Linked DNA regions of Homo sapiens: regions 2 and 3 are each linked to region 1. Evidence: chromatin loops called from intact Hi-C (ENCODE). Cell type or tissue: heart right ventricle. All regions are shown on one strand.

The links. Hi-C counts contacts between places; a loop is a spot of excess contacts. Peaks named below come from ENCODE experiments on the same cell type or tissue, not always from the same donor. Only the 100,000 strongest peaks of a DNase experiment are listed, where the experiment ranks them.
Region 2: a loop joins it to region 1, with 6 times the contacts of the local background. A loop is called at or near these places in 81 of 110 quality-filtered maps.
Region 3: it touches region 1 in a loop (9-fold over the local background); 62 of 110 quality-filtered maps call a loop at or near these places.

What each region holds. Positions count from the first base shown.
Region 1 is chr6:33,011,467-33,019,466 of GRCh38, forward strand. No RefSeq gene overlaps it. Among named protein-coding and RNA genes, the nearest start is that of HLA-DOA, 5.9 kb to the left of the region's middle. In heart right ventricle, CTCF peaks have their summits at 3,473 (motif pointing right) and 3,674; a DNase peak (open chromatin) is centred at 7,585; H3K4me3 peaks cover 1,351 bases; H3K27ac peaks cover 4,323 bases; H3K27me3 peaks cover 2,111 bases.
Region 2 is chr6:33,089,133-33,097,132 of GRCh38, forward strand. It overlaps HLA-DPB1 (major histocompatibility complex, class II, DP beta 1), which reads left to right. Exons shown (of 6, transcript NM_002121.6): 6 at 1-564. It also overlaps the pseudogene HLA-DPA2. Among named protein-coding and RNA genes, the nearest start is that of HLA-DPB1, 17 kb to the left of the region's middle. In heart right ventricle, a CTCF peak has its summit at 3,043 (motif pointing left); a DNase peak (open chromatin) is centred at 3,090; H3K27me3 peaks cover 1,331 bases.
Region 3 is chr6:33,144,146-33,152,145 of GRCh38, forward strand. It overlaps HCG24 (HLA complex group 24), which reads left to right. Exons shown (of 3, transcript NR_138084.1): 2 at 709-801; 3 at 3,070-4,670. Among named protein-coding and RNA genes, the nearest start is that of HCG24, 4.8 kb to the left of the region's middle. In heart right ventricle, a CTCF peak has its summit at 4,119 (motif pointing left); no DNase peak of the experiment used is centred here; H3K27me3 peaks cover 1,863 bases.

The DNA.
Region 1 (8,000 bases):
ACTGTAGGTTTTTCAACTTGTTTCTAATTTTTAAATCAACTTTTGCCCTCTCTGCATTTAGGTTATTAAGGTGTTTACTCTTGGGAATTATTACAGTCTTGGTGAACTGAGCCTTTTCCCAATTTGTCCTGAGAATCTTTCTGTCCTACTCTGTCTTGTCTGATAGTAATAAGTTCTACAGCTGTCTTTGGGTATTTGTTCACTGTATCTTTTTCTACTCTTTTGTTTTTACTCTTCCTTTGTACTTATGCTTTAGATGTAGCCCTTGAAATGTCATAAATATAGATTTTTGCTTCTGATTCAATCTGACGATCTCTGTCTTCTAACCTATGTTCAATTCATATGGTAGTCAAAGTGAGCAAACTTGTTTCTGCAAGAGACAAACACTGAAGCCTCAGTGGTTTAACAAAACACAGGTTTATTTTTTAGCCACGTGTAGTTCAAGGCAGGTTGGGCACTCTGTAGCTCTTTTCCAAAACATGCCTCAAGGTGGCTAAGCTCCACTTTGCATCTCTATTATTGAAAAGCACTTCATGAACTCCTAGCTTTGCAGGTAGGAGAGAGAACCTGGGAAAGGCACATTGTTTCCATGGTTTTGGACCAGAAACTATTTGCCATCTCTGCTCACATTCCATTGGCAAGAAGTAAACAATGACCCCACATAGGCGCACGGGGATGGAAAAATGTACGTTACCTATGTGTGCAGGAAGATATAATGGTTTGGTGAGCACATGGCACTGTCTTTGCTGCATTCTGATTGTGTTTATTGTGAATATTGATGCACTTGGGCTTGTTTGTAATACCTTATTTATTTCAATATTTCTATTTTTTAAAGTTTTTTTGTTTGTTTGTTTGTTTGTTTTTGAGACGGAGTCTCGCTCTGTTGCCAGGCTGGAGTGTAGTGGCATGATCTGGGCTGGCTCACTGCAACCTCTGCTTCCCGGGTTCAAGCGATTCTCCTGCCTCAGCTTCCCGAGTGGCTGGGACTACAGGTGCATGCCACCATGCTTGGCTATTTTTTTTTTTTTTTTGTATTTTAGTAGAGACGGGGTTTCACCGTGTTGCCCAGGCTTATCCTCCTGAGCTCAGGCAATCTGCCTGGCTCGGCCTCACAAACTGCTAGGATTACAGGCGTGAGCCATCACACCCGGCCAAGTTTTCTTTTTTAATCTTCATTGCCTTTTTTTTTTTTTAAGTGTTACCGATACCTTCTCCATCTTCCCTCTGACTGGATAAGAACTTTAGCATGCTTTCAAATTTATTCACATATTTTCTCCTTCACCAAATTATTTGGTCAACATTACTTTTCATATCTTTTGGCACCTTCTAGAATGCGTTCTCTGATTAGAATTCTTCTTCCAAAAACTTTCAGATGTGGGAATTTGCATAGCAAACCTTCTAAAGTCTTGTATGCTTGATAATTTTTTAAAATTATACCAGCACTTTTGAATAAAGTTTAGCTGTGTATTACATACTATTTGAAGTATTTTCCCCTTTAATATTCTAAATAACATCATTCCAAATTTTTTTTTTTGCATCCAATGTCACAGTTAGAAAATCCCATGTCAGTCTTTCATGCTGGAATCTTCTAGAATTTTCTCATTGTCTTTGATATTTTTAAATTTTGCTAGTGTGTCTAGAGTGGGTTTTTCCTTCTCTCTGTAAGACATTATGGATCTTCTCTATCTTTTAATTCTGGGAATTCATCTTTTTATTTCTTTAACTATTTTTCTCCTCTATTTTTTGTCTTTGTGAAACTCATATAATCTATATTTGGATAATTCTCTCCTCCTTTTCCCCTGACTTTTCTATTGATGACTTCTCAATTCTTCCCTCTTTTGTTCTGAACTAGCTCCTCAGTGTAGTCCTCCATCTTTCTGTTTTGTTTTTCAGTTGCATCTCTCCCACTATTTATCCCATTAATGTGGCTTTTACTTTGACTATTATATATATTTTTTACACCTAGAACTTCTAGGTGTTTTCCCTATATTCTCTATTTTTTCATATTATAATAGCTTCTGACTTTTAAAGTGCACTTTTAATGCTCATTTTAAGCGGCTGGTCTATATTTTCTACCACTTCTTTCAAGGACATAGATGGTCCTGTTTGCTGTTTTTCTTTTGAGGTGTCGGCACTCCCTAAAGGTATTATTTTGACCCACTAGTGGCCATCTGTGTTGGTGTCATGTGTGTAAAGAGAAAGGAGGGCCAGCTGGAGTCCTAGGCCAGCGCAAAACCATAGTCACTACCCTTTGGGTGTCACTTCAGGTCAGGACTTCAGGGTGGGAGCACTAGGAGGCGTAGGGAGCACTGATAGCTGGGGTGGCAGAGGAGGCAATGACTAGGGCAGTCCCCAGCTCCTCCCACTCCAGCAGGATTTCAGCTTGGATTTTCTCACCCACCCCTCAACAGCTGGACAGGCAATCAGGATCTTGCCATCGTTTTTTGCAGCAGGGAGCAGGCAGTGATTGCTCAAGGCCAACACCGGGGAGGCAAGAGCAGAAGGTTCCAGGAACCTTCTCATAGCCACAGCCAGCAAGCAACCCAGTTCAGAACACCTTTCAGTCTCACCAGGGCTTCCTCATTATTTGTTTTCTTGGAATGTATATGTATGGTCCACATTCCCTCCTAGATGGAAAGGGCCTGTAAGAAGGGATCATGGATGATTGAATCTTTGTTACACAATCTTCCTTTTCCCCCTAAACGCTAGCACGTTATTAAATAAATAAGTCAATGATAACAAATAAAAGTGAATAAAGTGGATAACCCTGACTCTAGGGAGAGGTACTGTTATTGGGACTAGAGTCTAATAATGAGGCAAACACAGATTCGACAAAAACTTACTAAAGTGTCCTTTAAAAATGACACAAATCCAGTTGTTCTAAATTGTCTAAAATGCTGACTTTGAGGTAAAGTTGTATCTGTCATGTTCTTTGGAGCATGACAAGTTCAGGTAGGTGTTGGGGGATATTCTTCATTAAATACATGTTTATAGGACACCTGATGTGACTTAGGCACTGTGTGCTGCTCTGGGAGCACAGAAGAGCAGGACATGATCCCCTTCCTCAAGGACTGTGCTGTCCTGTGCAGTAGCCACAAGCCACCTGTAGCTATTAAGCCAAAAAAAACTCTAAGTATAAAATGCCCTGGGATTTGAAGACTTAATTAAATGTATATACATAATCTCAGTAATTTCTATATTAATTAATGTTCAGTTTGCAATTTTTTGTATATTTGCGGTTTAAAATATGTATTAGATTAATCTCACCTGTTTCTTATTGCTTTTTAAATGTAGCTACTAGAAAATTTGAAATTGAATTAAGAGGCTCCCATTATATTTCTACTGGACAGCGCTGCTCTGGGTGCTCTTGGTTGGCTACCAGTTGGCCACTGGCTCCTTTTCTGAGATTTTTACATTTAAGTAGCCAGCTTGCCAGAGTCTTCAAGTCCTTTCCTGTTACTACCTAGATATTCCACCAGAGGGCGACCTTACCATTGAATTTTTCCATTCTGGACCTTAGATCTGACTGTTTGCTGGTGCATCGCTCTGTTTTAATCTATTTTGCTTTAAGTGCCGTGCTAGGCTTTGGGACCACAATTATGGTTCCTGCCAACAAGAATGGCTGTCTTGGAAGTCTGTACACAGAACTAAATACGTGGTGGAAAAAGGAGAAGGTCTATTAATGTGCAATATAAATGTTCATGTGGCCTGCAACTTTCTGGGGCAATCCTTTCCCTAGTAATTAAGCAGTTTCAAGTGCCTGTCTAATTGCAGGAATTCAAATGGCTCACTGCTGTCACCAGAATGTCTGATAATTCCTGGACAGAGAAGTGATGCAAATGTGTGCTTACGTATGGAGTTGATGGCATCTCCTGCACCAGCCTCCTGCCCTGGGCAGACTGTTGTGGTCATTTGGGGGCAGCTCCCCAGCACAGCAGATTTCTTGCTGGCCATCACTTTTCAAACTCTGGACTTCTGCCCTTTGGCTGGGAACTGCTCACTTCCCTTAGAACTTTCCCCTCCCGTCTCCTGACTTCTCTAAATGCCAGAGTTCCAACCTCTGTCTCCTGGGAAATTCTAAGCTAAAATCACTCTTCCTTTATATCTGCAGATAGTTTGAAATTTATACATCAAAAAAAGTAACTTTAAAAATATATAACTGGTCTCATTACACTCTGGAGCAACAATTCCAAATGATGGTAGGAAAACCCCAAAATTGGCCATCGAAAGGCATAGATACAGCCCTTCCTGTTTAAAAGAGGTATTTTTGAAAAACTTCAAATGTCTTCTGGGAAAGGCACAATCTTTCACGGTTTCTTCTCTTCCCCCTCTCCCTCCCCCTTTTGGGAATGACATCCTGGGGCAGAGGATGAACTTACAGAGCGTGCTGGCTGTGGGAAGCTGGGTCTAGGTGGCATTTTTTCTCTTTTCTGATGGTTCTCTGCCCCCAGTTCCTTGGCCTGTCCCCATCGCTCGCCAACATTTCCGTGGCTGGTCTAATCTGCGATCGATTATCCCTGACGAAGGCAGTGGGGCTCAGCCACCTTGCCTGCTGGTGGCCCCAGCGTGGCTCTGCTACTACTCACATCCTTCCAGTTTGGCGAGGCTGCAGCCTGATCCTGGGCCCGTGTGTTCTGGGCTGTGGCCCCTGGCTCCAGGCCAGTTCAAGCCTCTCCATGACCATCCTGAACACCAATTTACTGCACGTCAACTCACTAAAATCAACCCATCAACTAATCAGAAATTAATACATCAAATCATCAATTCCCCAATTTTATCAATTTGCCAAAAACTTGACTTTAAAGTTTTGTCCTTTTATATTGAATTTAATGGTTTTTACAACTTTTGAAGACTTCTGAAAATGTTGGTTAATTTGCCTTTCCTTTTGTTTTCATAGTAGCTTATAAGTAATATTCGATTTGTCAGATGTTGGTGATACAGGGAGAAGATGACAATGGTGACAGAGTGTTTTTCATCTTCCCAAGTGTCCTCACAAAAACAGAGAGTGCAATTGGGATAGCAAAGGAAAATATCCACAGGCAGTGTCTCTTTATCAGACCAGGGATATCCCTAGAAGATCCCGTGAGACTCTAGAATGTGTGTGGGTAGATCCAAGCTGTAGATCCAAGGTAGATCCTGTGGGCTCTAGTGCCATGTGGAGGTAGCAGAGGGTTGAGAGGAGAGGGTTCTGGTGTTTCTAAGATCTCAGGAACACAGAAGTGGCCAGTGAGTGCCCACCTCCCAAAAGAGGTGATCTCAGTCTAGAATGAATCCCCAGCAGAGAGCTCTAAGGACCTAGACTTTTGTAAATTTAGAAACTCCCTTTTCTCTTACCAATGTCTAATTTTTAAGACTATGACTTTGATATAGCTGTCAATATTCTGTTTTGGAATATTGTTTGCTTTTGGTCTTCTGTGATAAAAATCCAAATTTTCCCCTGGGTGAATAGGCATAAGGTCACATCTAAAGAAGTGCAAAAGGAAAACATTAAGACCTCTAGTAAATTAATGTTTTTATAATAACATATATCTCCATATGCTTCACAGAAACATGTAACTTCTGTCTATACAAGCTTTGGGTATTTCATTTATAATGAAATGGCGCATTAACGTGTTTTTCTAAATCAAAAGTCAATTTCCTCCTTGAGATTAATTACATCTCCAGAATATGAAAGCAGCTTCTGACACTATGTATTTGAAATAGCAATTTCCCATGTTTGCTATAACAACAATAAATAAATTGTTGTGTAATACACAAAAGGGAATTCTTAATTCTGCCCTAGGTAGGAGAAGCTAGAGAGAAGATGACGTTTGAACTGTGCCTTGGAGGATAAATACAAGTCTACTGATGCGGAGAAGAGGATGAGAGCCTTGCAAGGAGAGAAGATGGCCTGGGCAAAGGCACAGAGGCCTCAAAGTATATGGTGGGCAGGGGACTGCTGCATGGCCAAGTAAACGAGGAGCCGGAGGAGACGAGGCTTAGGAAACAGGCTGGTGTCAAATTGTGAAAGCCGCAGATGTCCTGCTAAGTAATAGGGTTGTGCCTTATCTATGATTAATGGCAAGCAGGCACAGTTTTTGCCTTGGAGCCCGGTGAAAGCAGGATTGACTTGAATTGATAGAAAGAGAAAAGAGGCAGCAAACCATTTAATTGATTGACTGATCAATTAATTAATTACCCGAGTCTCCTTGTGAAAGTTCCAAACCTTCTCACTCTCCTCTCACTCCACATTCAGTTCTACATAGCAGCAGGAATTCCTTGGCTCTTACTTCATCAAGAAAATTGGTCAGGCACACCCTTCATCAGCGACATTCTGACCATTTGGAGACCCTGGTTTCTCTTTCTTCTTCTTCCTGAAGTCTCAGAGGCTGGGGCTCTTCCTGCTCCAGGCTAACCCTGACCTCCAGTTATGCGCTCGAGACCTTCACTCCTGCCTCCACTGGGAGCTTGTCTCAGCTGTCCTCCCTTCTATCTCTCTGTTAACTCTAATCAGCCCCCTGCTGCCAGATCCTTCCCTTCAGTTTAGAATTTAGGCTCAAATCTTCCTTGTCCCTAATGCTCTTCTCATCTCCCTAGCTTCCACCCTCATCTTTCTTCTTTACTCTTCCCATGTTCCTTAAAGAAAATGTTACACTTCTGTGTTTCCTCTTTCTCCCCTCCCACTCATTCTCAGCCCCACTGCAGTCTGACTTCCTTGTCCATGACCTCAGTGGGACAGAAATTGATTGCCAAGGTCACCAAATCTTTATCTTTGTGGAGTTTTCTGCTGCTTTCATCACAGTAGATCATTCCACTTTCTTGAAATCTCTCCTTATTCAGATTTCAAGACATCACACTCCTCTGATTTTCCTGACACCATTCAGATCATTCATTCTGGGGCTTCTGCTCCTCTGGGAATCTCTAAATGCAGAGTGCCTCTAGGGATCTGTCCCCAGCTAACAATGTCTCCTTGATCAAACATTCATTTGTATAGCTTCAATTCTTAGTCATCTAATTATACCTAACATAGCAAAGAACAATCCTTGGCATCTACTAGGTGCTTAGTAGCTGTCACATCTTTTCTTCTTCTCAGACCTTTTGAATACAGCAACCTGGTCTTCTATTAATGGAGAGCAAAATCTAACCATTCCACCTCCTCTCTCCTCAGGGCCACAATTTTATTCTTCTAGATATCTCTTCTTTCTCTACATTAATCCACTTCTTTTTCCATTTCTGTACACTCACTTTCCTTCTTTGGCTCTCTTCATCTGATCAAAATGAAAAATTAAAAGATATTTCAATGTTTTTGTGTAATAGCTAATCTATTATAAAATATTTATATTCTTAGACATGCAGCTTTATTATGCAATCACAAATGTTTTACACGTTTGACTTTTCTCAAAACCAAAAATCAGTTTTTAAAATTGCTTTTTACCTATATGTGGTTCTTGCTTGATGAAAACAAGCAACTAGAAAAAACTGGTCTACTTCCACTCAAACAGTGTCTCCAACTATGTGGCTTGCCCGGCTACCAGACCCTTCTTGAGAAATATTCTGCCGGACACAAATGAACACTCTTAGTTCACACTGCCCATTGGCACACGAGGGCATGGAGAGTGTTCTCTATGGAGAAGTAGGTGCTTACAGCAGAAATAGCCTTCCATGAGGTTGCGTCGGTTCTGCTTTCACTTTCCCGTCTCATGCAAAGTGGCCCAGAAAACAGCAGCCCCTCCCTGGAACTATTTCCTTCCTTTCTCAGAGAGTTGCATCTCCTGCTCTCTGGAAAGTTTCATGAGGAAATGGATTGCCTCTGTTCTTGGTGAAAATTAACTCCATTACTAAGTTCTTAATCTTTTTTGTTTATATAGCTCTCATTCCAAAAGACAATCTCCCTGACTGGGCTAGAAAGTCATATGTTTGTAAATAATCAGAGAGAGGCCAAGGAAAAGGACAGAGCTGGCCACTGAGCCCAGAGGGCTCTGTTATCAATCCCATGGCAATTCACTGCTAGTCTTCTGCAA
Region 2 (8,000 bases), 78 kb after region 1:
GCTCTTGAAAGGGGTTTTAATAACCACTTGCTACCAGGCCAGTGAACACTTACCATAGTTGATGCCTTTTGAGCATGTTGCATTGTAAACTGTCCCTGAAATTACTGTGCACTTGGCTTATGGGATGAAACATCCTCCTAGTTCTTTTGTCTCTCAGCTTCTCTGAAGTCTCATTGAGCACCTTCTCTTCAATTTCTTTTACACAGTAAGAATAGGATCAGCTGTGCTAAACTAACAAATACCCAGATATCCAGGTTTGGCTCATGTTACACGTCCAAAGTAAGTCATGCAGGAAGCTCTGCTCATCATCGTACTCAGGAAGTCAGGCTGACAGTCTTTCTCCTGCACATCTGCTCCCAGAACCTCCCCAGCAGAATGAAGGGAACCTAAGAATTTATTCACTGGCTTTTAATGATCCCTCCTAGAAAGAACACACTTCTCGCATTTCATTTTCCAATGTAAATCATATGGCTGCAACTAACTTCAAATAAGTGGGAATACTTGAAGGTGGAAAACATTTAAGAAGTACACACTAAATAAATAATAAAATACTTCTACAAGAGATATTTATGGAGGACCTACTGTGTACCAGGAGCAATGCTAGGCATTATGGATATCAGCAGCCTTTGGCTCCTGAAAAGCTTACACACTACCTCCTGGCCTAAGGAGGGGCACAGGGATGCTGGCAACAGTCTATTTCTTCACCCGGGTACTAGTTACATGGGTGCTTGCGGTGATAACCATTCAACGTACATTCTATTGGTTTGTGTGTTTCTTCCAAATGTCCCCTAGTTCACAATAGAAAGGGCTTAAATAGAGAAGTAAAGGAGAATTTGGGAATTTGAAGCAAAAGCAAGAAGCCACTGAATCAAGCACAAATATTGAGCTTTGATAAAGATTGGAATAAGAAACATAATAAATGAGACAAGAAATAGGACTTTTGCAACTGAAGTGTAATTAATAAACAAAAAGCCAAACTGAGAAACTGTCCCAAGGACAATATGATCGAGTAAACAATAGAAAATGTAAAGGACAAGTGAAGAGAAATGAAGGATAGAAACAGACATCTGACATCTTAATAATTAGACGTCTAGAAAGTCAGGGAAATAGTGGAGGAAGAGGAAATAACTGAAAACATAATAGATGTTTAGTCTTTATAGAAAGATGAAATAAGTTCATTCAAAATGCTGCATAGAATGTCAGACTGTTAAACAATTTTGTTAGAGTAAAATGACTGTAAACAAATGAGCTAATTATGTGAATTAAGAGGATGGAAAAGCAGAAAAACAGCAAAAAGAAAATACATGTAAATAATAAGGACAAAAGCTGAATTCAATGAAATATAAAAATAGAGAAGATAAAATCAAATTTTGAGGCAATGAAAACTTTAATGAGACCTCTGGCAAGACTCCTAAGGAAAATACAGGAGATTCAGAACGAAAAGGGTAAATGACATTTATACACATTTTAAAATGCAAAATCTTACGACCAACTCTATACATATAAATTTGAAAATTTAGATAAAACGGATACGTTTCTAGAAAGATATAAAGGTCAAAACTACAGGAAGAAATAGAAAACTAAAATAGAGTAGAGAATATCAAAGAAATTGTCATGGGAAGCAAAGAATCGCCTTCCAAAGGGCCCTGTCCTGATCTTATTGCAGATGAGGGTGTCCTCCCACATTTCCAGGAGCAGATCATGCCTCTTACACGTGTGATTCTAGAACATAGAATGGAACAGAATTTTTGAGATCATTTTATGAGGTTGGTTCATTTATATTTCCAGAGCCAGCTAAGAATAGTACAGGAGAACAGGATTGTGGACTAATTTTAGCCATGTCACTGAATCCAACAGTACATTATAAAAACAATACGTTTTGACCAATTTTAGATTTATTCTAGGAATGCAATGATTCTTCAGTGTCAGAAAATATATAATGTGGTTAACACATTAGTGGACTCCGCAAAATTCATATTAATTTAAACTGAATTCAGCTCAAGACATAGACAGAATTTAATCAATTTCATGACATGTTAAAGGTAGTGAACCAAAAATCTATAGCATATATATTTCAAAGAAATGAGGTGGATTGCCTTTGAGATTGTGCAAAAGATAGGATGTCCTTCGTTGCTGGAAATGTTTAACATAGCATTGGAAGTTCTGAACATCACTCTGCGGGCAGAAGAAAATTAAGGCTGTGTAAAATGTAGGAAGACAGATAGTGACTGCAGATGAAATAATCTAAATACTGGACAAGACTGCAGCCACTGCAGGCCCAAAGCCTGGGTTTAAATCCAAGCTTTGCACTTTGAAGCTGTGTGGTCTTCACCTCTCCCGGTGTCTGATTCCTGCTCTGTAACATGAAATAAATAAGAACCAACCTCCAGATGTAAATAAGTGAACACATGAGAAGCACTTAGAATAGTGCCTAGAACATAGTAAGCAACTCAATGAATGTCATTTCTCATTACATTTGTTAATGTTTTTATCCAGCCCAATGGCAGTAAAACATCAATGCTCAAAGAGCCCCTGGTGAAGTGTTTCTCTTTCCCACTCTTCACCCCTAACTTGTTACCTCGTCTTTTCCACTCTGTCCCTAATACACCTATAGGATGACTCATAGGAGCCCCTGGACCCGGGGATGCTGTCAGATCGCTTGGTCTTTGAGACAATGGTGCCATTAAGGACCCCCGCCAGGCCCACCAGCAGGCCGAGGGCACAGACCAGCATCTCCATGGTCTCAGGCACCTGGATTAGTTCATGGACCTCTGGGGCACCAAGGGAAGACAGAGTTATAAGGTACAGAGAGCAGGGGCTGGCCTTGGATGTGGGAGGTGTTGGGTATTCGAAACCATGAGATGGTGAAATTTGGATAAAGTGACCATAAAACATGGGATTGAGGAAGGCAGGTGCTGAGGGGCGATGGGCCCAGGAAATAAAGGTGGTGCCAAGGCCGTGAGGGCAGAGGGAGGGCGCTCCATACCCCAGTGCCTGAGGAGAGGCTGGTGCAGGCCCCAGTGCTCCCCCTGGAGGTCACAGGTGTCCTCGGCCATGGGAACGAGGGTCAGATAGTGGAACCTGTGTAATCTGAGTTTCTTGCTGGGCAGGAAGATGGTCTCTGCAATACCCTCAATGACTGGCTCCCCATTGCGCAGCCACGTGATGTTCAGCACTGGTGGGAAGAACTTGTCAACATGGCAGACGAGGGTGTTGGGCTGGCCCAGATCCACAGGCTCCTTGGGAAAGACGCTTACCTCGGTGGGGGCTCCAAAAGGGGATAGAACCCAAGGAGCCTACTGCCATTGGCTGATTCTTAAAGGTTCCACCACCCCAAGTCCTATATTCACCAGATTAGGGGCCACCTCTCCCAGGCCCATCCTCCTGCTCCCCTAGGGCTCCTGGACAGGGTCACAGCTTCTCGTGCTCCTGACCTGGCCCCCTCAGCCCAGCCTTTCTCTTGAGTAAGAAGAAAATGCCTCCTCCTCTGCTGTCCTAAGAACCCAGCTGTGTGGACCCAAGATTTCTCGCTCTCAGGGAAGGGGCTCATTCATGAGTGGGCATCATGGCCTCTAGTTCTATGTGTGGCAGAGAGGCCCTCCCATCCCTCCAGCTGGACTCTAGAGGAACAGGCAGCTATAGGCAGTGCCATTTGTGGCCCAAGTCTGTTTGGACCATTGATCCGGGTGTTCAAGTGCTTCCTTGCCATGACGATGCCAGCAATACCCCTCTGAGAGGAACAGGCAGCTATAGGCAGTGCCATTTGTGGCCCAAGTCTGTTTGGACCATTGATCCGGGTGTTCAAGTGCTTCCTTGCCATGACGATGCCAGCAATACCCCTCTGAGCACCAAAGTCAAAGGTGTGAATAAACTCTGGTAGAGGCCAGACCATCTCCTTCTCATCCAGGTTCACGTAGAACTGCTCCTCCTCATCAAATTCAAACATATACTCCCCAGAGGGTCTGTGCGTCTGCACAAACTCCGCATATGTTGACACATGGTCTGCTGCATGAAGGAGAAGATGGAGAATGGGTGAATACGTAGGATGCTACACAGAATGCAGGAAGCAAACAGGTAACAGGAAGGTTATTGGGAACATGAAGGAATAACACAGAAAATGAGAAATGCAAATGAAAGAAAAGAAAAGGAGTGAGAAGAAACAAAGACAGAAATGACCCATGGACGATATAGGTTGTTTCCCTTGTCCCTGAAGACTTAACATCCGTCTATGATAATGGTAATGCTGAATACAGTAAGATAATATTTATTGGGCACTTACTATGTGCTAAACTTACTCATTGAATCTTCACACCCCCATGTAGAAGAACTTATTTTCCATAGTAGGGAACTGACCCCAGAGGTAAAGTAACTTGTCCAAGTCACACAACTCCTGGTAGAAACAATATTGAGTAGTCCTCCTACCTCATTCCTGTAGGATCTCAGAAACCCTACAGGACAATACATTAAAAATTACTGATATAGCCATAAAGCAAGGCAGGGAAGTGGAAGGATGGAATAAATATTTCAGAGTGGAACAAAATCGTGAAGGACATGAAAATACCTCCAGAGTCTTAGTGACATTTATAGACTTCAAGTTACATTCTTACTTTTAGAAGAAAAATGATACCTTCTATAATTTTATCCACAACACTTACATTTTAGGCAGAGTAAATTTAAAAGTATTATCATTCACATAACATTCACAAAATTGTCTTGTGGAGTGTAGTTTTCAAGTGTAGTTTCACCTGGAAATACAAGTTGTTGGCATTTGAAAGACCTATGGGATAGTATCTTAGCTTTACCTGATACATAAGAAGCAGCAACTGGTTGATAACAAAAAGTGAATTATTATTACAGTGAATTACAGAGAGTTTAGGGTTCGGCCTGGAAGAGGAAGTGAAGCCAAATGACACTGCATGGTTGGTGGTCCCTAAGTGAGGATTTCCCCTCCCAGCCCAGCATGGGGAGAACCAGTCCTCTACTTAGATGCATAGTGTGACAGCAGGTTCAGTGCCGCACACGGATGGTGAGGGTCCCCCACTGAGTTTAGGGTCTAGAGGATTACTCACCTACAGAAATGAATCCCAAAGGAAAAAGAAAAATACATGGTGTATAGACTGGGCTACACAGATGTAATTGGTTCAGCTTAGGTTACTTTGTATTTATTATATTTACAAAATCTGAAAACTAAAGGTTGGCACATTTTGAAGCAAATTCCACACTTCAAATGTTAATTTTCATTCAGTTAATAAATGCTTTTTGTGAACTTTCACTCTCTAGGTAATAAGGATGAAACTCTAAAGATGGGAACTTTGTCCTTAATCTACTTGAAATTCAAGAATAAAACAGACAAAGAAAAGATGATTGCTACATGTGTGGTTTGATCACCACTGAGTATCACAAGGTATACACAAGAGCTACTCAGGAGCAAAATTAAAATACGATTTAGGAAAGGTTCCTAGGGACAGTGTTCACCTGCAGATAGCAAAACAGAGAAAGGGGAAATGGCATTTCCAGCAGGAGAAGCAGGCTCAGGAGCAGAGAGGCATGAAGTTGCAAGGAGAACTGCAGTTCTTCAGTGTGACTGAAGCCAGGGGAGATGTGGGCCAGGCAGCACTGTAACCTGCCTTGTGTGCTGATGGCAAGTGTTTGCATTTTATCCCACAGGACATAGGAAGTTGTGAAGTATCTTAAGCAGGAGAGTAACACGGTCAGATTTGTGTTTGGATGGGGCACCTGTAGGAAGGATGGGCTGGAGGAGGCGGGACTCAAGGCAAGACCAGTAGCACTTTTAAGCCCTCTGGTGGGAAGTAATGAAGGCGTAGGCCAGGGCAGGAACATGGGGTGAGGAGGACAGCAGATGGATTTGATGGCAGTAATGACATGAGAGGCCACAGGAATCACTAAATCACATGCCAGAAGTAGGGATATGAAGAAGTCGAGAATAACCACGCAACGTGGAGAATTGTGGCATCCGTGCCTGCAAAGGTGATAATTAAGTGATTGAGAGAAGGTAAAATTTTCTGTTTGAGACATACTGAATTTAAACTTCTAGGGGAAAACATACAGTTGATTTGAAGGCAGTGAAATAAATGGATGAGTGTCATGCTACATTAGGTTAGTGACATAAACTGGAAGGAGGCTCATGGTGGGTGAAGTTCTAATTTTGGGTCAGGTCACTCAAGAAAAGTACACAAAGTCAGGATAGCAGGGATCTGAGTGTGTGCTCCTGCATCCAGACAAACACAGACATGAAGAAAGAGGCTGAAAAGCAGAGGACTAGAAATTGGTAGGAAAACAGAGAGGAAGTGGGTTCATAAAAGACAAGAGACAGGAGAAAACTTCCAGGAAAGAGGAGAGGGGGCATCTCAAACACACTAATGACACACATAAGACAGAAACAGAACAGTGACCACTGGCTTGAGTTGTATAAAAGTCATTAGTTGCCACCCTGAGAGGAGCATCAGAGATGAGGGAAAGAAAAAGAGAGAGTACATTGGGTTGAGGACTGAATGAAATGGGAGAAAATCGATAATAGGCTGGGCACAGTGGCCCATACCTGTAATCTCAGTGATTTGAGAGGCCGAGACAGGAGGATCACTTGAGGCCAGGAGTTTGAAAGCAGCCTAGGAAACATAGTGAGAGTCCATCTCTAAGAAAACAATTTTGGATTCCCTGCCTTCCATGAGCAACACAGCAAACATAAGCTCTGCAGATGTGCTCAGACTTGAGCCTGACTCACTGAAGAGAGTGTGGTGCTGCCAGGCCTCAGACACCAGATTATAATCAACCTCTTCCCAGGCCCTGCACAGGAGAGGCCCACTCTGTGGGGCATACAGTGCCCAGGGGTGGTACAGGCCCTGCAGAGACCACAGACTGTTCACCTGACAAGAAATATCTTGAGGAACTCACTTCACAGATCCCTCAAGAAAGGAACCACTGCAGGAGAATACCCAGAAAATCGAAAGAATTCACAGATCCTTTTAAAGAAGGGAGGGGCCACTGCAAACTCCACCAGACAAGTGAAAAACTGTGCGTTCCCAAAGCGTGAGAGGGGAAAAACCTGCCTCCGGACCCATGTCCCCACTGGGGAACTCGAAAATCCAGATTACAGGAAAAGGATTTAACTTTACCTAGACCTGAAACAGATTTAGCATGAAATACAAAAGTACGCCGGGCGCTGCCGCTCACACCTGTAATCCCGGCACTTTGGGAGGCCGAGGCGGGCGGATTACAAGGTCAGGAGATTGAGACCATCCTGGCTAACACGATGAAACCCCGTCTCTACTAAAAATACAAAACAATTAGCCAGGCGTGGTGGCGGGCGCCTGTAGTGCCAGCTACTAGGAAGGCTGAGGCAGGAGAATGGCATAAACCCGGAAGGCGGAGCCTGCAGTGAACCGAGATCGCGCCACTGCACTCCAGCCTGGGTGACAGAGTGAGACTCCGTCGCAACAAAAAGAAAAAAAAAATATATATATATGGTAGATGCAGCAGTGAGAAGAGCCTTGTAGGCACGCCCAGTCTTTAGCTCAAGCCCAGGGAAGCCACCCCTGACTATATCTCACAAGGGCCCTGGGGGAAGGCAGACGGCAAAATTTGGAAGGGGTCACAGTGTGAAAGGAGCGTCCAACTGAAATTTGTTATAATTCTGACTGGGCACAAATCCTCTGGAGCAGAATCTGGGGGCGAACGGAACTGCTGGAGAAAGAGCAGAAGTTACTGCCAACATTGTGGGCAGACAGGGAGGCACATGGCCTGAAAGCTGTGCTTGCTTTCTCAGCAGGAAACTTATAGCCTGGAGTGAGGTCTGAGTCCATCCTGAAGGCTGCAGGGAGATAAATTCAATGCTGTTAGTGTGGCACAGCAGGAGCAAAACCTGCCTCGCCAACTGCATGGGAGCTGGGTGAAGCCTATTGCTACCAGGTTTCCCCTACTTCTCTGGTGACAGAGGCAGCCATAATGCCCTCTGGAACATAATTCCATTGGCTGGAGAAAAA
Region 3 (8,000 bases), 130 kb after region 1:
GAACCCAGGAGGTGGAGGTTGCAGTGAGCCGAGATCACACCATTGCAGTCCAGCCTGGGCAACAAGAGCAAAACTCCGTCTCAAAAAAAAAAAAAAAAAAAGAATGTGGTGATACAAAGAACCCCACTTTAAATTTTATGTTTAAGAACAATTTCTTTTTCTCCTTTATTTTCTGTGTGTGTGTGTGTGTGTGTGTGTGTGTGTGTGTGTGAGAGAGAGAGAGAGAGAGAGAAAGACAGACAGGGTCTCATTCTGTTAACCAGGCTGGAGTGCAGTAGTACGATCTCAGTTCACCATAGCCTGCACCTCCTGGGCTCAAACAATGCTGCCACTCAGCCTGCCCAGTAGCTGGCACCACAGGCACATGCCACCATGTGCCTGCATGTTAATTCATGTACTTCCTCTTTCCCAAGTTCTCTAGTTTATAGCATGTCCTTTCCTGAGGAACATAAATCACATGTTATTGTCTGCCTTTCATCCTGAGAGGAAGGAGATAATCACATGGCCATTTTATGCTTGAAGGATTTGGTGATCACTGGGTCCAATGAAGAGCCTCAGGATGAGTCAGTGTGGTTTTACCCAGGCATGGAGAAATTAACTTCTTGATGATGATCAAGTCTTCTTATTAAATAGGAGTGCAACTGATAGAGGATCTTCTTACATTTGCTTTATTTCATGGTGCTGCCCAAATTCATGCTGTACCCTCAGCAGCAAGGAGTGGGACCATTACTCCTGGCGTTCCCAGATGGAACAGACACCAAGCCTGGCTTTGCCACTGAACACAATACAGGACTGATAAAGGTCAGTTCTTAGGAATATGCTTCCCAAATGTAGAAATCAACATAAGATCCCAATTTTAAATAATAGGTATAATAGCATAATATATTATTTTATTTTATTTATTTAGAGATGGAGTCTCACTCTATCACCCAGGCTGAAATGCAATGGCATGATCTCAGCTTACTACAACCTCTGCCTCCAGGGTTCAGGCGATCCTCCCATCTCAGTCTCTAGAGTACCTGAGAGCTAATTTTTTGTTTTTGGTAGAGATGAGGTTTTACCATGTTGGCCAGGCTGGTCTTGGACTCCTGAGCTCAAGTAATCCACCCACCTCAGCCTCCCAAAATGCTGGGATTGCAGAAGTGAGCCACCATGCCCAGCCGCATAATACATTATCGTTCTCTTTATATATAATTTGTACTAAGTTATAGATACACACTTATTCCATAACTCTATGTTCACCAGATCACCTCTTGCAGGTTGTACAGTGAAAACACATCCTTAGTTTCAAAAGATGTGTGTATACCAGATTTTTCAGACATAGGCTTGGTTTTAGAATACAGTTTACTATGATTTTTGTAATTCATCTTAATTGATGTTTAATACCGAGAGAGAAGTCATATTGTCTCCAGTCATTTCATGTTATGATGTGCCACTAAGTCCAAATTTTATATAATAGTAATCAGGAGGCTGGGCACAGTGGCTCACGCCTGTAATCCCAGCACTTTGGGAGGCCAAGGCAGGCAGATCACCTGAGGTCGGGAGTTCAAGACCAGCCTGACCAATATGGTGAAATCCTGTCTCTACTAAAAATACAAAAATTAGCTGGGTGTGGTGGTGGGCGCCTGTAATCCCAACTACTTGGGAGGCTGAGGCAGGAGAATCGCTTGAACCCAGGAGGCGGAGGTTGCAGTGAGCTGAGACCACACCATTGCACTCCAGCCTGGGCAACAAGAGCAAAACTCCATCCCCCACTCCCAAAAAAAAAAAAAAAGTTATCAGGAAAACTTATAGTTGCTACAATATTATTAGATTAATACGAATTTTCAAAAATGGCAGAGCCTTAACCAAGCTTAAAGAGTTTTTCTTTCTTAACTGAACTTCTTGGATGTGACTACATGAAATTTTGATGAAATATGGTCATAAATTATGATGACAAGTTAGTTTTGGGGGATTTTATATATTACCAGATACCAATGCCAGAGGAAGAGCTATGTTAGGGGTCCTCAGAGCCACCCCAGGTGAGATGATGCCCTAGGAGGACTCACAGGGCTCATCATATGGTCCTACTCAGGGCTCTGATTCATTACAGTAAAAGGATGCAAAGCAAACTCAGCAGAGGGAAAGGCACACTGGGCAAAGCCTAAGAGAAACCAGGCTCAGGCTTCCAAGGATCCTGTCCCCCTGGAGCCACACAGGACACACTTAATTCCTCCCACAAGGAGCTGGGATGCCATGTGTAAAATATTGTCTACCAGGAAGTTCGTAACAGACCAGCACTAGGGCCTTTGGGGGCTTTGGGGGCCTTTGGGGGCCTTTGGGGGCTGAAGAAGTCAGACTTCTTCAGAGAAACAGAATTTATTGGATATATATAGGTAGATAGATGAGTGGGGATTTATGCTGGGGATTCACTCCCTCAACTATGGAGGCTGAGGAGTTCCACGTTAGGCCTTCTGCAAGCTGCTGAGACAGGGGAGCCTGTAGCATGGCTCAGTCCAAGTCTGAAGGGCTGAGAACCGGGGGAGCTGGTGGAGTAACTCTGAGTCCAAGACCAAAAACCTGGGGGGCTGCTGGTGCAAGTCCCTGAGTGTGAAGGCCAGAGAACCTGGAGATCTGATGTCCAAGGGGAGGAGAATATAGGACTCCCTACTCCAAAACAGAGAGAGAGTGAATTCACCTTTTTTCTGCCTTTTTGTTCTAGCCAGGCCTTCGGCCGACTGAATGATGCAGTGAGCTGAAATCACACCACTGCACTTCAGCCTGGGCAACAGAGTGAGACTCTGTCTCCAAAAAAAAGAAAAAGAAAGTCATATATTGGTACAGAAGATACTCTTAAATCCTACTTTTCTGGAAATATTGGTTATTATAGAAGATATAGGACTAAATTCATTTTAAAATTTTTATTTTGAAATTATTATTACAAATGTTTTATGAATCATATTAGCATATAGGCAAGTTTTGGAAAGCCAAAGTTACAAACCAGGGATTCAGATGAGTGTTCTGTGAAATTTTTAATTTTTGCAGAACACCATGAGAAATTACACATTTTCTATTCTATATTTCTTGTAGGAAATAGAGGCTGCCCATCTCTCAGTGCCACATATGAGAAAGGGAAGTTGTCATTTTATATATCCACTGTCAAGCATCTTGGTAAAACAGAAGAAAGCAGGCTGGGCCTGGTGGCTCATGCCTATAATCCCAGCACTTTGGGAGGCCAAGGAGGGCAGATAGCTTGACCAGCATGGGCAACATGGCAAAATCCTGTCTCTACAAAAAAATAAAAAAAAACAAAAAATAAATGTAGTCCCAGGTACTGAGGAAGCTGAGGCAGGAGGAACACTTGAGCCTGGGAGGTAAAGGCTTCAGTGAGCCGTGATAATGCCACTGCACTCCAGCCTAGACAACAGAGTGAGACCCTGTCTCAAGAAAAAGAAAAACAAGAGGGAGGCAATCTACTTTATACCCAGAGAATTTTACATGCAAGGAATTTGACTATGAATAAGCCTCCATTGCTTAAGAGAGACTTCACTATTTGGGATTTTAAGAAAGAAATACACAAACAAGCAAATCTCATCAGCAGAGGACTGAGAAACCAGTGTTTATAATACCCAGTGATTAATGTAATATTGTCTTCAGTCATCATTAAAAGGGACTTAGTTTAAAAGTCATTTCGATTGATCGCCAACTCAGAGTCCTCAACATTTCACCTTTTGCTTTATGAAAAGAACTAGTAGATTAATTTAGAGTTTGACAAGGAGAAGCAGGTCTCCCTTGATTTTCTGTTTGGCCAAGAATTTATCCTAACATGGTACCATCAGAATACTGTCAGAAAGCTGTGAGTCAACTCAGATTTCTCACCATTGAGTCAAGCCGTGAAGCCAGCTGTCTTGGGGGTAAGGATTTCCATACAGAAACACTGTAAGTAAATAATTTAGCACTTGTTTCCTATTCCTTTTTATTGGATAACTACAGAGAATTAAAACTGTGGGTTGTTTTGAATTCACAAAAGAAATGTTTTAAAGCTTTCGAGGAAAAAGCCAGATTATCCATTGCAAAGCATCGAAATTCAAAATCATGTTAAGGCTATAGAGAAATAGGATCCTATCCCCACCTAGTGGCCAACACTGAAATCTGGGCTTAGAACAGGAAACAAGGGAATTTGTCAACAATTTGGGAATACTCCAGCATTCTTTACAAAAAAAAGTTAGAGAAAAAGTTAAGCACACAAAAAACACAAGTCAAAATAAATACGACCAAATACATAGGTTTTGGCAGCACATAGATTTCTGTGGTTTTGCTATGCTTTTAGCAGCGGCTGTAAAAAGCATTGCACACTAAGCATTGCTAGATTGCCAAACAAACCTAATTACATTTTTTGTTTGGTTTTTTGTTTTTTTCAAAACCTCCTAACCTCTGTGACCTAATTATGTTTTTAATGAGTTGATTGTAAAAACTAACATCAGCGAATACAAAATTTCAGTTAGACAGGAGGAATAAATTCAAGATATGTACTGTACAACATGGTGACTCTAGTTAATAACAATGTACTGTGTACTTGAATATTGCTAAGTGAATAATTTTAAGTGTTCTCACCCAACACAAAAAATATGTAAGGTAATGCACATATTAATTAGCTTGATTTAGCCATTAAACAATGTGTGTGTGTGTGTATATATATATATATATATATATATATAAACATCATATTGTATACCATAAACAGATTCAATTTTTGTCAATTAAAGAATTAAATGAATACATATATTTTTGTTGCACAGATGTATGAGAGATTGATCAATAAAGATTCTAAAATATTTGTTAAAAGTTACAAACTGAGGGAAAGCCTTCGACATCGTATTTGCAAGAAAGAAAGTGTACATAGTTAGACAGTCCTAGTATCTGTAAAGTGGGTGTGATCATCGGAGAGCAATCCCTTGAGCAGTGCTGTCCTATACAATGTTCTGCTGTTAGGGAAATGTTCTGTATCTATCCAACCGAGCCGCCACTAGCCACAGGTGGCTCTTGAGCACTTAAAATGCTAGCAGCTGGTGAGACGAAGGGGCTGAAGTTCTCATTTAATTTCAAATTAAGGCAGAACCGCCTATAAGAGAAAGTGCTAAAGAATTGGAAAAATGAAAAAGAATTTGAGAACCCAGTGGGAATGGAGCTAACGTGTATGGTCATGGCTCATTAGATTTGGGGATATCGGAATCCCAACAGCACAATGGGCTCATTAGAAAATTAACAAGGTTACAAAACAGGTTAAAGGAAGTATCAAAAATAGTCCAATTTTAGCAGATACAGAAGCTGCAAATTTAGCAGTAGTTTTGGCAAACCCTCAATTCATGTAATTTAACAGTGCTAGGGACCAAACCGAAGGGGAATGCCAAGACAAAAAGCTTATAAACGTTAAGAGCTCATTTCTCTTAGAACATACAGAAACAGGGCACTTCCACACCTTCGATTCATTCTCCAAGCTTAAAGAGCTTTGCCCTAAAACCAGATCCTCTCATACGATGGGACAAACAGCCCCAATGTTCTTCCCTCCAGATCTGTTCCAACCTGTGTCTGGAGACACTCTGCACTCACGTTAAAACAGTTTAGACAAAGGACAATGTTTAGGAATTCCAGAAACTTTGGGATATAACATCAATGGCAACTTTTAATTAGGAAAACCCAATCTAATAAGAAGGGCTATTTTGAATACCAGGGTATGTGGAGGGGAAAGTATGAAGGTGGAAGGTTATGAAACATTAATGGGAGATACAGAGAACCAAGAAAGCTTCTATGGTGATTTCTCCTGCCCCTGGGCATGTTATCTGAACTTACGATTGCAACTGTGGGAGCTGGAAAAGCTCTTAAGAACCTCTAGAATTCCACTTCCCCACAAAACAACGTAATATGAAATAGTGACAAATCCCTAGGAGAATATGTAAAATAACAATTATGATAACATTGTTGGAGAAATCTGAGATAAAGAGTAGGACTCTTTAACAACTCATTTTGGCCAGTCAAAAGGGAGGTGGAGCTTGGAAGTGAATTGTGAATTACACCGATATTAAGAAAAGCAGCTAATTCTGAAGTAGTATTAAGTGGCAGTGACTATTCTAATCACTTTAAATATTTAACTCAATTATGAAAAAAATGTGATTAGCACTGTACATGATATTATTTCCTTAGTAGAAGATCTTGCTAAATCAACCCTTGATTAGCATTCATGCATCAATCTGGCTGATGTATCCTTTTCAATCCCAATAAATTATATTCACCAACAGTCTGCCTTCACTTGGCAGCCCCAACCTTTACTAAGTTGCCAGAGTAAATTCTCCCACCTCCGAGGTACAATCCATTGAGCAAAATTTAAACAGCCTAAATCCAATTCAAGAATTAACATTGTTTTATTATCCTAATGACACATTAACCAGGAGTGACTTGAAAAAAGCTGTGTCCATGAGGAAACTTTTTGGGGTAATAGAAATATTATCTTCATTGTAGTAGTAGTTACACAATGAATATGTTTGTCAAACTCATAAACAACTGTACAGCTATGGTTTCACTGTATTTAAATTATATCTCAGTAAACCTGATTTTATTTATTTATTTATTTGTTTATTTATTTATTTATTTATTTATTTTTGAGATGGAGTCTCACTCTGTTACCCAGGCTGGAGTGCAGTGGCGCAATCTTAGCTCACTGCAACCTCCCCCTCCCAGGTTCAAGCAATTCTCCTGCCTTAGCCCCAAGTAGCTGGGATTATAGATGCGCACCACCATATCCAGCTAATTTTTGTATTTTTAGTAGAGACGGGGTTTCACCATGCTGGCCAGGCTGGTCTCAAACTCCTGACCTCAGAAGATCCGCCCACCTCAGCCTCCCAAAGTGCTGGGATTACAAGTGTGAGCCACTGTGCCTGGCCTGAACCTGGTTTTTTTTAAAGCAACTGCATCAAAAACCTCTGTCTTCCATTATTAATTTTATGAGTTAAAAGAAACAGACTATAAAAGAGCACAAATTTTGGTAAAATTTTGGGGAGAAAAATTCTGCCCAAGACCAGGTAAAAGCCTTTGTGCTTGAAAGCCCCCAACTTGAAAAAGAGGAACAGAAATTAATTGGCGTGTTTGAATTATGAAGACTGCATATCCCACATCTGTATTAAACTTGGGTCTCTTCATTGAATTATGTGGGTCCTTAAAAGAGCCTCAGAGCTGTGCTGTCTAATATGGTAGCACTAGCTAGCTACCTGTGGCCATTTAAATTAAATAAAATTAAAATTGAATTTCAAATTGAGTTTCTTAGTGCACTAGCCATGTTTCAAGTGCTCAATAGCCACATGTGAATAGTGGCCACCACATTAAATTGCATAAATGTAGAACATTTCCATCATCACAGAAAGTGCTCACAGACTTAGAGGCCAAACTGTCTTAGAGGCCAAACAGGTATATAGACCACTGGAGTTTAATGACTTAAGTATTGAATACAAAATTAGGTGGCATATGTCTCTGAAAATTCAATTGGCTGATATTTCTAACCATTAAAACCATCTTGAGATGGCCAGGTGCAGTGGCTAATGCCTGTAATCCCAGCATTTTGGGATGCTGAGGCGGGTGGATCACCTGAGGTCAGGAATTCGAGACCAGCCTGGCCAACGTGGCAAAACCCTGTCTCTACTAAAAACACAAAAAAATTAGCTGGGCATGTATCTGGGGAACCCACCCCTAATATTTCAATGCAGGTTCTTTCTATTTTCCCTAAGTGTCGGCCAGTCTGAGAAATAAAGAGAAAGAGTACAAAGAGAGGAATTTTACAGCTGGGCCGCCAGGAGTGACATCACATATCAGTAGGTCCATGATGTCCACCTGAGCCACAAAACCAGCAGCTTTTTATTAAGGACTTCAAAAGGGGAGGGGGTGTACAAACAGGGAGTAGGTCACAAAGATCACATGCTTCAAAGGGCAATAAAGATCACAAGGCAAAAGGCAAAGCAAAGATCACAAGGCAA